2 separate regions of the Homo sapiens genome follow, and region 1 is linked to region 2. Evidence: chromatin contacts called from ENCODE Hi-C or POLR2A ChIA-PET data. All regions are on one chromosome and are shown on one strand. The core of a region is the stretch at or near the end of the contact, and the rest is flanking DNA. Distances in the headings are between cores, read along the strand shown.

The links. A loop is a pair of places that touch in the nucleus more often than their neighbours do. ChIA-PET counts read pairs that join two places held with the same protein, here RNA polymerase II (POLR2A). Pooled maps may share reads with other maps.
Region 1: a loop to region 2 is called in a pooled map, with 2.7 times the contacts of the local background. The contact joins the promoter of THRB-AS2 here to the promoter of UBE2E1-AS1 in region 2. A Hi-C loop is called at or near these places in 4 of 50 pooled maps. POLR2A ChIA-PET finds 5 or more read pairs at or near these places in 3 of 52 experiments (PC-9, activated CD4-positive, alpha-beta T cell and activated T-cell).

Annotation. Positions count from the first base shown.
Region 1 is chr3:24,148,118-24,153,221 of GRCh38, forward strand. It overlaps THRB-AS2 (THRB antisense RNA 2), which reads left to right and starts at 3,207. Exons shown (of 4, transcript NR_121667.1): 1 at 3,207-3,283. It overlaps THRB (thyroid hormone receptor beta), which reads right to left. Exons shown (of 11, transcript NM_001354712.2): 6 at 4,273-4,373. RefSeq lists a silencer at 4,897-5,097.
Region 2 is chr3:23,803,315-23,809,038 of GRCh38, forward strand. UBE2E1-AS1 (UBE2E1 antisense RNA 1) reads right to left here and starts at 3,591. Exons shown (of 2, transcript NR_046652.1): 1 at 3,505-3,591; 2 at 710-1,400. UBE2E1 (ubiquitin conjugating enzyme E2 E1) reads left to right here and starts at 2,641. Exons shown (of 6, transcript NM_003341.5): 1 at 2,641-2,774; 2 at 3,923-4,107. The coding sequence starts at 3,956. RefSeq lists silencers at 2,577-2,686, 2,767-2,896, 3,087-3,386, 3,587-3,766 and an enhancer at 4,067-4,156.

The sequences.
Region 1 (5,104 bases), core at 1,957-4,456, 340 kb after region 2:
TGTAAGAAATTAAAAAAAATTTTTTTTGAGACAGAGTCTCGCTCTGTCACCTAGGCTGGGGTGCAGTGGTGCGATCTTGGCTCACTACAACCTCCACCTCCAGGGTGCAAGTGATTCTCATATCTTAGCATCCAGAGTAGCTGGGATTACAGGCGTGTGCTACCACACCTGGCTAATTTTTGTATTTTTAGTAGAGACGGGGTTTTGCCATGTTGGCCAGGCTGGTCTCGAACTCCTGGCCTTCAGTGATCCGTCCTCCTTGGCCTCCCAAAGTGCTGGGATTATAGGCGTGAGCCACCACGCCTGGCTAATTTTTGTATTTTTAGTAGAGATGCGTTTTTGCCATATTGGCCAGGCTGGTCTCCAACACCTGGCCTCAAGTGATCCGTCTGCCTCCGCCTCCCAAAGTGCTGGGATTACAGGCATGAGCCACTGTTCCTGGTGGCAAAACAAGTTTTGATGGATGTCTTCTGCTAAGGCCTAAAGGGGTCCTCTAACTTTGCTAGATAAATGGTGGGAAATATCAGTTGATCTAGATTCAGCCCAAATTTTTATGATCCCGGTTAATGTTCTTTGGCTTTGATTATATACGTATACCCTATTGCATATTCCTCCTTCAGACACAAAAGCTCTTTCTTATTATGAAAATGCCCGAGGTAGGATTTTATATTGGGCAAAGCAGAATAAAATAGAAAAACATCAGGAATAACTGAGACTAACAGACTTGATTTTGGGGCGTATATGCAAATCCCTTATCATTTCCATTGTTCAAGTTCTAACAGAAAACTGTCAATATTATATTTGGGTTCTGTGTTCCTAAGCACTTGAGTCCATTAATTTCAGTGATGTTCATACACTGTTACAAGATTCACTCATTCACACGCAGGGCAGTTGTTGGAGATGTTGGCAATGATTTCCTGGGTGTGCAGGGTGGGCAAATCTTGCCAAAGCATGAATGTCAGAGCATGCCATGAGAGTGAAAAACAAGTTTCCCTGCAAACCTAGCTTTTCTCTCTGCTACCCTCTGACCAAGGAGGGCAAAGGAGAACTAAAGAAACCCAGAGATTCCTGGCAAGAAGATGTATGTCACAGACAGGGAGGGGAGGGGTAGGGTAGCACGCCTCCTTCTGGAGGAAACAATAATTTCCTAGAGGTAGAAATACCAAAGTCCAAGACATCCAGTAAGAATGCTGACGGCTTACTAGGATAGGAAGATTGTTAGTCTATCTGAAGTTGGGGAGACCCTTGTCTCCCTCATACTCTGATGCTGACTCATGTTCAGGGGTGGGTTTAGGGCAAGGAGTACATTGACCAGTAAGACCACGCTAAGCAGAGAATGAGGTGTGACACACCAGACACTCCAAAAAGTCACTCTGTTCACTTTTTATTGGGATGAATGAAATAATTTATACTTTGCTTATTTCCACAAAAGAGTTGAGATAGCTAGCTCTACTATACACTATGCCATCTTTTCTGTGGCCTATCTCTGATGACTTGTCTTGGGCACTTCATGGACCAAATCCTTTTAAAGATGTTGGCCTTTCTTTTTTTTGTTTTTTCTTGATTTTCTTCTTAAAATGTTGGCCTTTCTTAAGCTATAATTAAAGCATATTTTGATGTATGATAAGGAACCACTTCATTTTAAAAAGTAACAGAAATTAACTCTTGGAAGTGGACTTGAAGACATTTAAAACAGTCTACTTATTTTAAAAAAATCCTTTTAGAGATGAGCTGACAAAAGAGATGCCCTGGGCAATAAATAAGGACATATATTTCATTGATGATTTGTTGGTAAGAAGAGGTCTTGCTTTTATAAATCAATATCAGACATGTTTCTTTGTATTCTGAGAAGAACTGTATCCATTTTTTAGTACTTTGAGATGATTCACTGATCAATGTGAAAAGGAGATAACTCACTCTTCTAGTTCACTATTCAGGCAGCTGTTGAAAAGCTTTGATTCTTTCTCTAAAAATAGTTTGCTGTGGGACAGTATCAATATCCTTTCTACAAAAGATGTGTAAAAACTTGGATATCACAACAGACATGACATCTCCAAAAGATTTCACTCTTCTCAGGGTGAAAACTGGCAAAAAGGATTCTCTCCATACACATTGCAAGTATGGGGTAGAAATATTTTTAAATTACAGGTTTGAATAAACGATATAGGAAACAATTAACCCTTTCATCTTTCACCACTCTTAAAAACCGTGTTTCACTTGAAAAACTCGTTTGTCTTTTTCCAAGATGCTTTGTCATTATATTAAGTGATCCGCACAAGTACCCTGGGAAGGCTCTTCTCTGATTTTACAATGAAGGCAACCCTAGAAACAGGATTCTGACCTGAGACAAAGTCACAGAATCTGAAAAAAAATCTAGATTTTGCTACACGATTTCTTCTTTTAAGAAAACCTCAGCTGATCCAGGCTCCAAACATCCTGTGATCTAGGGAAAACAGGCTAGTTGATTTCTTGATCATCCTGAAGACATATGTGAGGCAGGGATATAGGTTAATAGGCTCAATTCTCTCTTTGTTTAAGTCAGTCACTAATAACGTATTGTCCTCTGTAAGGCACATTCACTCTTTAGAGTCATTTTGGGGAATTAAGTATTAAATTGAATTCCATATTAAATGGAATCAGGATCTCTCTCCCAGAATTCGAAATTTCCCATTATGCGCCGATTTAGAAGAATCTCAGTGCTGCAACTAAGGTAGGGAAAGCCTTATGAATTGGGACTAATTTAGAGAAAAGTCTAGTTTGAATTATCGAACTTTTGGAATGAGAGTAGGTACCTAAAGTTATGTAGTTTTATTACTTTCAAATCAAGCCAATAAAACTACTTTCAAGAGACTGTCTGCAAGTCTCTAATTAATAAATAGCCAGAACTTACTTGTAATTAGATTCATTAAATTCCCTAAGACATTATTTTCATAGATGTAATGGCAACCTTTAGCCCAGTCTTTGTTAAAGGACTACGAATTCCAGATCAAAGGGGTCTGGATAAATAAGAACATGTTACACCACATTCCAAAAAGCAAGTCTTGCAACCTTAGAAATTACCCCTTTCCAATGGATGTATTATCTCAACATTTTTAGCAGCCTTCTCCTAAATGTTTCCTAATGTCACGTACAAAAACATAGGGAATTTGCATGGAAAATCTTCCACTAGGGAAAAGGAAAACACCTTAATTTGAAACTGAGCTAACATGTTGATTTGGGGGCTTTACGAGCAAGGGTATGAACAAAGCGGGGCAGTTGGAGAAGCGGAAGAAGAGAAAAAGAGGTAAGGTGGATGAGAGAGGAGGGAAGGTGAAATGTTTTATACATTTAATACAATTTTTGCTTTAGGGTTTACATCTTGATAATTTAGTTTTAAATATAAGAGGTAAAAAAGACAAGGTATTTAACAAGTAAACAATTTTAAAAGTCCTTCCCTGACTTTAAATACTTCTTTATTTATGAAACATTAGCTGAACAGACACGAAATACAGCACTGGGTCAAGCTTTTTCCTTTATGGTAGATTTCATTTTCAAGGCTAGATTGTTGGACCAAAAGATATTTTCCAGAAACCTTATCTGAATTTTGTTGATGAAGTCTTGTAAGTAGGCCAATTTAGGTTCAGTTTCAGGAAGTGAATGGACTGATCACTGGTATATTCTTGTCAAGTATTTCCTGCAGATAGGACTGTACAGCACAAAATTAGCCGATGGATGACCAGAATCTACTTAGTCACTGCAGGCTGTGCGAAAAGCCAACTTGGATAATTTCAGAACATAACTGAATCTAAGTAGCCTCAAAGATATTCCCTATTGGAACCCTTGAAAATGAGCATATTCACTCAGACTAACAGCAGAAAACAGCCTGTGGTAGAGTAAACTCTGTCTCCTCCAACACTGTAGATAAAACAAGAAGAGAAACAGTCATTTCTCGGGATGACAACATGTTAAAAAGGACCTATGCTTTTTAAACCCAAAGTAAGAGTTTTATTAATTTCTTTTTATTTTATTGATTCTCTTCCTGTTTTAAAAACACTTGCAGAAGTAAAGAAACCAGACATTACACTCATTTAGTTATTTATGATTTGGGAAAAAAATTCAGTTCTTGAACATGTCAAAAATGAAGAGCACAACCAGACACCTGGATGATCACAGACCATGGATGTTAGAATTTGATTTTAATTTGAATTTAAACTTAACATTGCATTCTGGAAGAGGACTGGGAGGGGACTGGAGCTGGGCTAAGCTCTGTGCTTGTGGACCCAGGGCAATTACCTTGCAGCCTTCACACGTGATACAGCGGTAGTGATACCCGGTGGCTTTGTCACCACACACTACACAGAGCTCGTCCTTGTCTAAGTAACTGGGGATGTACCCTGTGAAGGAAATAAAAGAAGGAATATTAAAAAATAATATGTTAACGTCAAAGAGACACTATAGCTAAGGTTGCTAGGCCAGAGACAAAATTGGCTTGCCAGGAAGAGGTAACAACAGTAAAGACTTAGTGAAACCAAACGGTAAGAATTTTATACTCATAGAGTTAACATAGGCCCAGGATTTCAGAATGCCTTAGAAATAGCTCACACCTATAATCCCAGCACTTTGGGAGGCCCAGGCAGGTGGATCACCTGGGGTCAGGAGTTCAAGACCAGCCTGGCCAACATGGCAAAACCCTCTCTCTACTAAAAATACAAATAATTAGCCGGGCATGGTGACAGGCACCTGTAATCCCAGCTACTCAGGAGGCTGAGGCAAGATAATCACTTGAACCCAGGAGGCAGAGGTTGCAGTGAGCTGAGATTGTGCCACTGCACTCCAGCCTGGGCGACAAGAGCGAAATTCTGCCAAAAAAAAAAAAAGAAAGAAAGAAAGAAAGAAAGAAAGAAAGAAAGATAGCTGTGATCACTTGCTGTGCAGGTGGGAATGGCAGGAAGGCTGTAGAGCCAGTGACTCAAGCAGAGAGGCCAGGATTTGAGCACTGTGAGTTCTAGATAACACAATCTATTTAACAAGGCTTATTTCAAAACCTGTTTTCACAAGATTTGATCCACTTTGGAATCACAGTACCATGCAATGAATTCAGAAAACTTTATAGCTGGAAAGGTCC
Region 2 (5,724 bases), core at 2,341-4,840:
TAAGTTATAAAAACCCCATGTCCTCTTTTCTGCCCTGGTGACGAAAAACAAAAACATAAAAGCAACAAATAACCCCAAACCCATGAACTAAGAAAATTCCACTAGAGTGGAATTATTAATAATTTACTTTGCGTAACAGCTAATAAATCACCTTACTTACAGATACATATTTGACCTTGCCAGTCAGTAGAGCACAGGTATTTCTGCCCTTTATGGATGAGGGAACTGAGGCTCAGGGAGGTCAATTTAGCTTTTTAGGCCTTGTAGTTAATAAGAAGGAGAGATAGAAAGTTGTGTATGAATTTTTTTTCCCCTAAGACAGCTGCATACAGGTCTTAAAAATAATTCGACATAAAGATTAGTCTTTTGAGAGGACTGGATTCTTTTCTAAACATTTTGAAGTTTTTATTCCCTGTCATCAGGTCATTCCAAAACGATAAAGCACTAACTTAAGCTAGCTGGAATTAGAGATTAGGGGGAACAGTACACAAAAGAGGGCAAGAAACCTTCCAGACAGGTGGTTGGGAAATCACTTTTCCTTATAGGAGGAGCTGTTAGATTTCATGATTTCTTTCACAAGGAATCAGTCCAACCCAAGCATCAGTAACACAACACAAAATATCATGTTCTGTTACAAAAGAATTCTTATTATAGCTGGTAGGCAATTTATGCAAACCAATATTAAAGAAAAAATTCACCTACTGTCCTGATCACTTCAGCAAATCAAACCTTTTATTTTCCTGTGATCTCTGCTAGTTCTTGTCTTTATAACACATGATTTTTTTACTGGTTGTATTCATAATGTAGACATATATTTTTAAGTATCAGAAATCCAAATTTTCATAGGAGGAAATTTCAATTTTAATAACTATTTTTAGATTATTTTCCTCATCCTGAGTTTATTTCATCTTCTTATTGTTTTCTTCTGAATTTACATCTTTTCATCAGAACAAAAAGAATACAATCAGTTTTTCAGAAGTTTAAAAAATTTTTTCAAATATATAGCAAAGAATGTCATCATTTTTATATACTCTACCAGGACTCCTGAAACCAAACACTTAAGAAAGGTTATGTCTGGAAATTTTTTCAAAATCTATATGCATTTCAGTGGTGGAGAAATAGTTCTGTCTGGAAGCAGGAGGCTGAAATTATGACCCTGAAGATTTCTTCCAGCTTTTGAACTTCTTATTCTATGACAACTCCTGGTAGATACAGGTTTCCTGGTAGGGATTGAGCAAGAAGCATGCACAATTACTTTATGAGTCTTGATAAAGCTGGAATTTCAGGTTGATGGTTAGAAGGAGTTCGGCTGGGTCGTGAGAATGCTTGTTTTCCTGGTTACTGGATATGCCATGGGCTGTATATCTTGTGTTGTCCTGTGGTAACTGAAGCCACTGTTGCTGTGGAAAATGATGGCAGTTTGAATGAGATAATTTAGAGTGACCTATGGAAATCTGAGGCTGTCTCCTTAATGTACAAGACCTTGTATGTGTGGCACTGTTGTATTTGAATGGCACACATCTCTTTAGTTCCCTTCAACTGAAATGACAAAAGGTGAGAAACTGAATCGTAATTTGATGGCTTAATATTAAAAAAAAATTGGCAAAAATGCTAAATAAGGAACAATTCAGAAGAATTGCTGATCATTTCAAAAATATTATTTGCATAGCATTTATAGGTAGCTAAAGAAAGAGAAAAATGGCTTAATATTTTAAAAATAATTTGGTCAATTTAGCGATCTGGGGATTCTGCGATCCCCAGAACTTTGCATCCAATTTCCAAAAACCAAACCTTACATCTAATGTAAAATGACACAAAAAATTCTAAATCCAGTCTAATTCAGTAGTATATAGCTTATTCCCAGTGATGTCTCACATTCGCAAGCCCGTTACACGTTGGTTTTACCTGTCACCAAAACCTTTGTATCACTCTTATAAAAAACCACATCACTTTCTATAAAAAGTGAGTGGAAGAATCTAATATTGTAAAACTGCACGTGCCTCGCGTGACCTGAGCAGAAAATTCCTAGTTTGGGATTTTCTCACAGGCATACCTAAACTGACCTCTGCTCCTAGCAGGTAAATTGCTAGAAGGAGAAGCAAGTGTCAGTCCAAAGAAAACCCTTGTTGTGTGATTTTTTTTTTCTCTTTAATCGCTTTTTAGGTGGAGTACCCGCTGCATTCTCTAAAGTCTTTGCCACCACCAGATTACCAACGTTTTCACCAATTTGCCACCTCCCTACTCCTCTCCTTTCCAAAAGCCCTCATTGGAAAGAACTTTCTCTCGTGACCCCCCTATTCCATCTAGTTCCAATCACTCCCAGCGCCCCCCATCTCCATCGGCTTCCCCTCTCCCGCCCAGAATCCAGGTTCCCAAACCACTTAAGAGAAAATTCACAACCCTCGCCCCCTTCCCGGGCGTCCGGAGGAGGCGCTGGGGTGGGGGTGTCTGTGGGGGACAGGGTTTCCTGGGGTCTCCTGGGTCTTCCTCGCGCACCCCCAGGAGGTGTTGCAGGGGGAGGGGAGCGCGGGTGGGTGGGACCGGGCCGGGTGGGGGAGGGGTGAGGGCGAGGAGGAGGAGGAGGAGGAGGCGGCGGCGGAGGAGTGGTGTGTGTGCGAGCGTGTGTGGCTGGGGGAAGCCATTGCCTGTTTAATAGTTGCTGTTGCTGCACTTCCGCTTCTCTCCCAGCGAGAGAGAGACACGAGTGGCCAGGCCCAGCCGCAGCCGCAGCAGCAGCCGCCGCGGCGGCACGGAGGAGCCAGACACAAAGAGAGGTACGGGGATCCCCCCAGCGGCCCGCCGCCCCCCGGCCGCGCCGCCGGGCCTCGGGGACACCCCTCGCCGCCTCCCCCGACTCGCGCCGCCGGGGCCGCCGGGCCGCAGGGCACGGGGCCGGCGCGGGGGGGGAGCGGAGAGGGGCTGGGGAGCCCCAGGGGTCCGGGGCCCGCCCGCGGGGGATGGGCAGGGACCCCGGGCCGCGTGGGGTGCGGGGGCCGCCCGCATTGAGGACGGGGGTCATTGTGGCTCGAACTGTCAGCGCTGCCCCAAGAGCCCCCCACTGGCCACCGAGGGGCCCGGGAGCGGGGGTGGGAGGGAGTTGGGGGAGCCCCGTTTTCCCCAGGGGCGGGGGTTCGCGGGGATTAACCCCTCCGGGGCGGAAGGGCTCATTGTTATGTCTTCGCTGCGGAGGCCGACCCCCCCATTCCCCGCCGCAGCCCCTATCCCCCTACAGGAGTGGCGATCGGGCGTGTGCTCCGGACCCCCGCCCGGCCGCATAGCTGTGAGCAGGGCGGCCAGAGGCAGGCAGGCCGGGAGGGGCGTCGGGGCGCGGCGCGGGGGGGCCTCGGGCCTCGTCGCCCCTGCCCCCCGCCGGCCTCTCCCTTCCCCCACCCGGGCACCCGCTCCCCGCCTCCGTCCCCCTGTTTCGGCTTCCTCTCTTACTCCTTCCCGCCCCTCCTCTCTTCCCGACCTCGCCAAACTCCGCTCGTGGCCCCACAGTCTCACCCGGGCCACCGGCCCCTCACGACCCCCGGAAAGCGGACAAAAACAGCCCCGAGGCCGGCCGGCCGCCGGGACCTTCCCTCCCTGCCCCGCCGTGGCGCCCCGCGCCCCCCGCCCTGCCCTCCTTCGCCTCCCGGGCTACTCCCTCCCTGCCCAGCGGAGAGCCCCGGGGGGCGAGGGAGGGGCCTCTCTCCTAGCTCCAGACCGTTTTCCCACAGCGTTCCCCACTTGGGGCCAAAAATAAACAAGCCGCGTCCGATTTGCAAAAGCCTTAATGGGCCTGCAGACTTTGAAAAGCGAGTGGAGGGCGGTGGGCGGCCGCGTGCGCCCCTGGTCAATGCCCTCCTGACAGCACCCGAGTTCCTTATTTACACTGGCTGCATGGTTTGTGTGTTTCTGTTTTGTTTCTCTCCCCCTGCAGGGGCTGTTTGCGGGGTGGGGTGGGGGGTTCGCTATGTCGGATGACGATTCGAGGGCCAGCACCAGCTCCTCCTCATCTTCGTCTTCCAACCAGCAAACCGAGAAAGAAACAAACACCCCCAAGAAGAAGGAGAGTAAAGTCAGCATGAGCAAAAACTCCAAACTCCTCTCCACCAGCGCCAAGAGGTACTGTGCTCTTTTTTTTTTCCACAGGCTTCCTATTTCCGAACTGCCTCTTGCTGCATTTGGTCTGCCTCCCAATGAGGATAGCTTAAACGCTCCTCATGGTTTATGTGTTCTTAAAAATGAAAGAAGGGCCTTGGAAGCCCTAATTATTTTCTCTATTGCTGCTTCTGTTTTTAAATCATTGCTCACATGCAGCTGTTGCGGCTTGCCTCTCGCATTTCTTGCTGAAGTTTGTAAGATTCCTCGTTACTTTTATTAGTGACCCCCAAATCTGATTTCAGATTTCTTGTCCTACTAATGGTTAATCTGTGACCTTCCCCAAGGCCATGATCCCATTTCTTAATTACTAATACCAGCCCAGAGAACTGCATCAAAATGAATTCTGTGACCATTTTACCTTCTCCTCACCTGTTGCATGGATGATCTTTTCTAAATAGAGCTTTCTTCACAAATTGCATAAGGAATAAGAAACTCATATTAGCAGGTACAAAATTTAGTAGGTGAAGACAGATGTTTTCTGGTGGAATTTAAAGAGATTTTTCTGAGAGTTGAGGCAAATGAATGAATCAGTAAGTGACTATAAAATGGTTATTCTAGGTTATTTTTGTGGTTCTCTTTAAAAACTTCAGTTTACCAATTTCAGGGAGACTTGTCTTTTTTTCATGCTATTTGCTGTCCTCATGCTGTGAAAATGTTACTTTGCCTTATTTTTTCAATTTAAGTGGTCTCCCTTTTACTTTATTCTTTTCCTCTTAAGGCCCTGAAGGTAGCTACTTTTTATCCCTGCCATCCTAAGCGGTCACCCTTTTTCTTTATTCTTTTCCTCTTAAGCCTCTGGAGGTAGCTACTTTTTACCCCTGCCATCCTTCAGTAATATCCTCTGATCGCCATGACCCTCAAAATCATCTTTAGTGGATTCCTAGGAGCTCTGAGACACCCTTTCATAAATCCTTCTGCTCTCAGAGTTAGGCAGTTGTTAAAAAGGTGGCAAACCAGGAAGATAGTAAGAACTCCAAATGATGGGATAGGGATACCCTTCTTAAAAATTTTTAAAATAAAGTAGAACATGAGACTTTAGATCTCTCCACTGAGTAGTGAGCCTGGAAGTCAGGGTTTGAGAGTTTGTTCTGTCATTCTCCCTGACTTGTAATTTGAAAACTTGGCAGTGTTTTGGTGACCTAACCATGGGCTGATGAAGGAGTGACTTTTAAAAAATAGTGTGGAGGTCTTAAGTGGCAAGGTGCCTCTGCAAGATTGTTCTCATTTTTATAGGTTTGGTTTGATTGTACAGCTTCTCAGGAGGCCTGACTGACCCTCACTGATTAGCCCTGTGCGGTTTTCCTGGAACCTGACATCTACTCTGCCCACTTGGGACGGGCCCTTCCTTAATACTGCGCCCCACCTCAATCCTCTAGGCTCTCTGATCCTCATTCACGTTTTGGCCTCACGTGCTCAAGCCAGGATACTTGCTTTTGGTAATTTGCATTTTTATATTTTGCTAGATATCCCTGGTGTACATGAATATATTTGGGGGTAAAGACACAGGTATCAAATAGAAAATACTCTGCTTTTGTTGTGAGTGAATTACAGAGAGGGGGATTTTTTTCACTAGACATA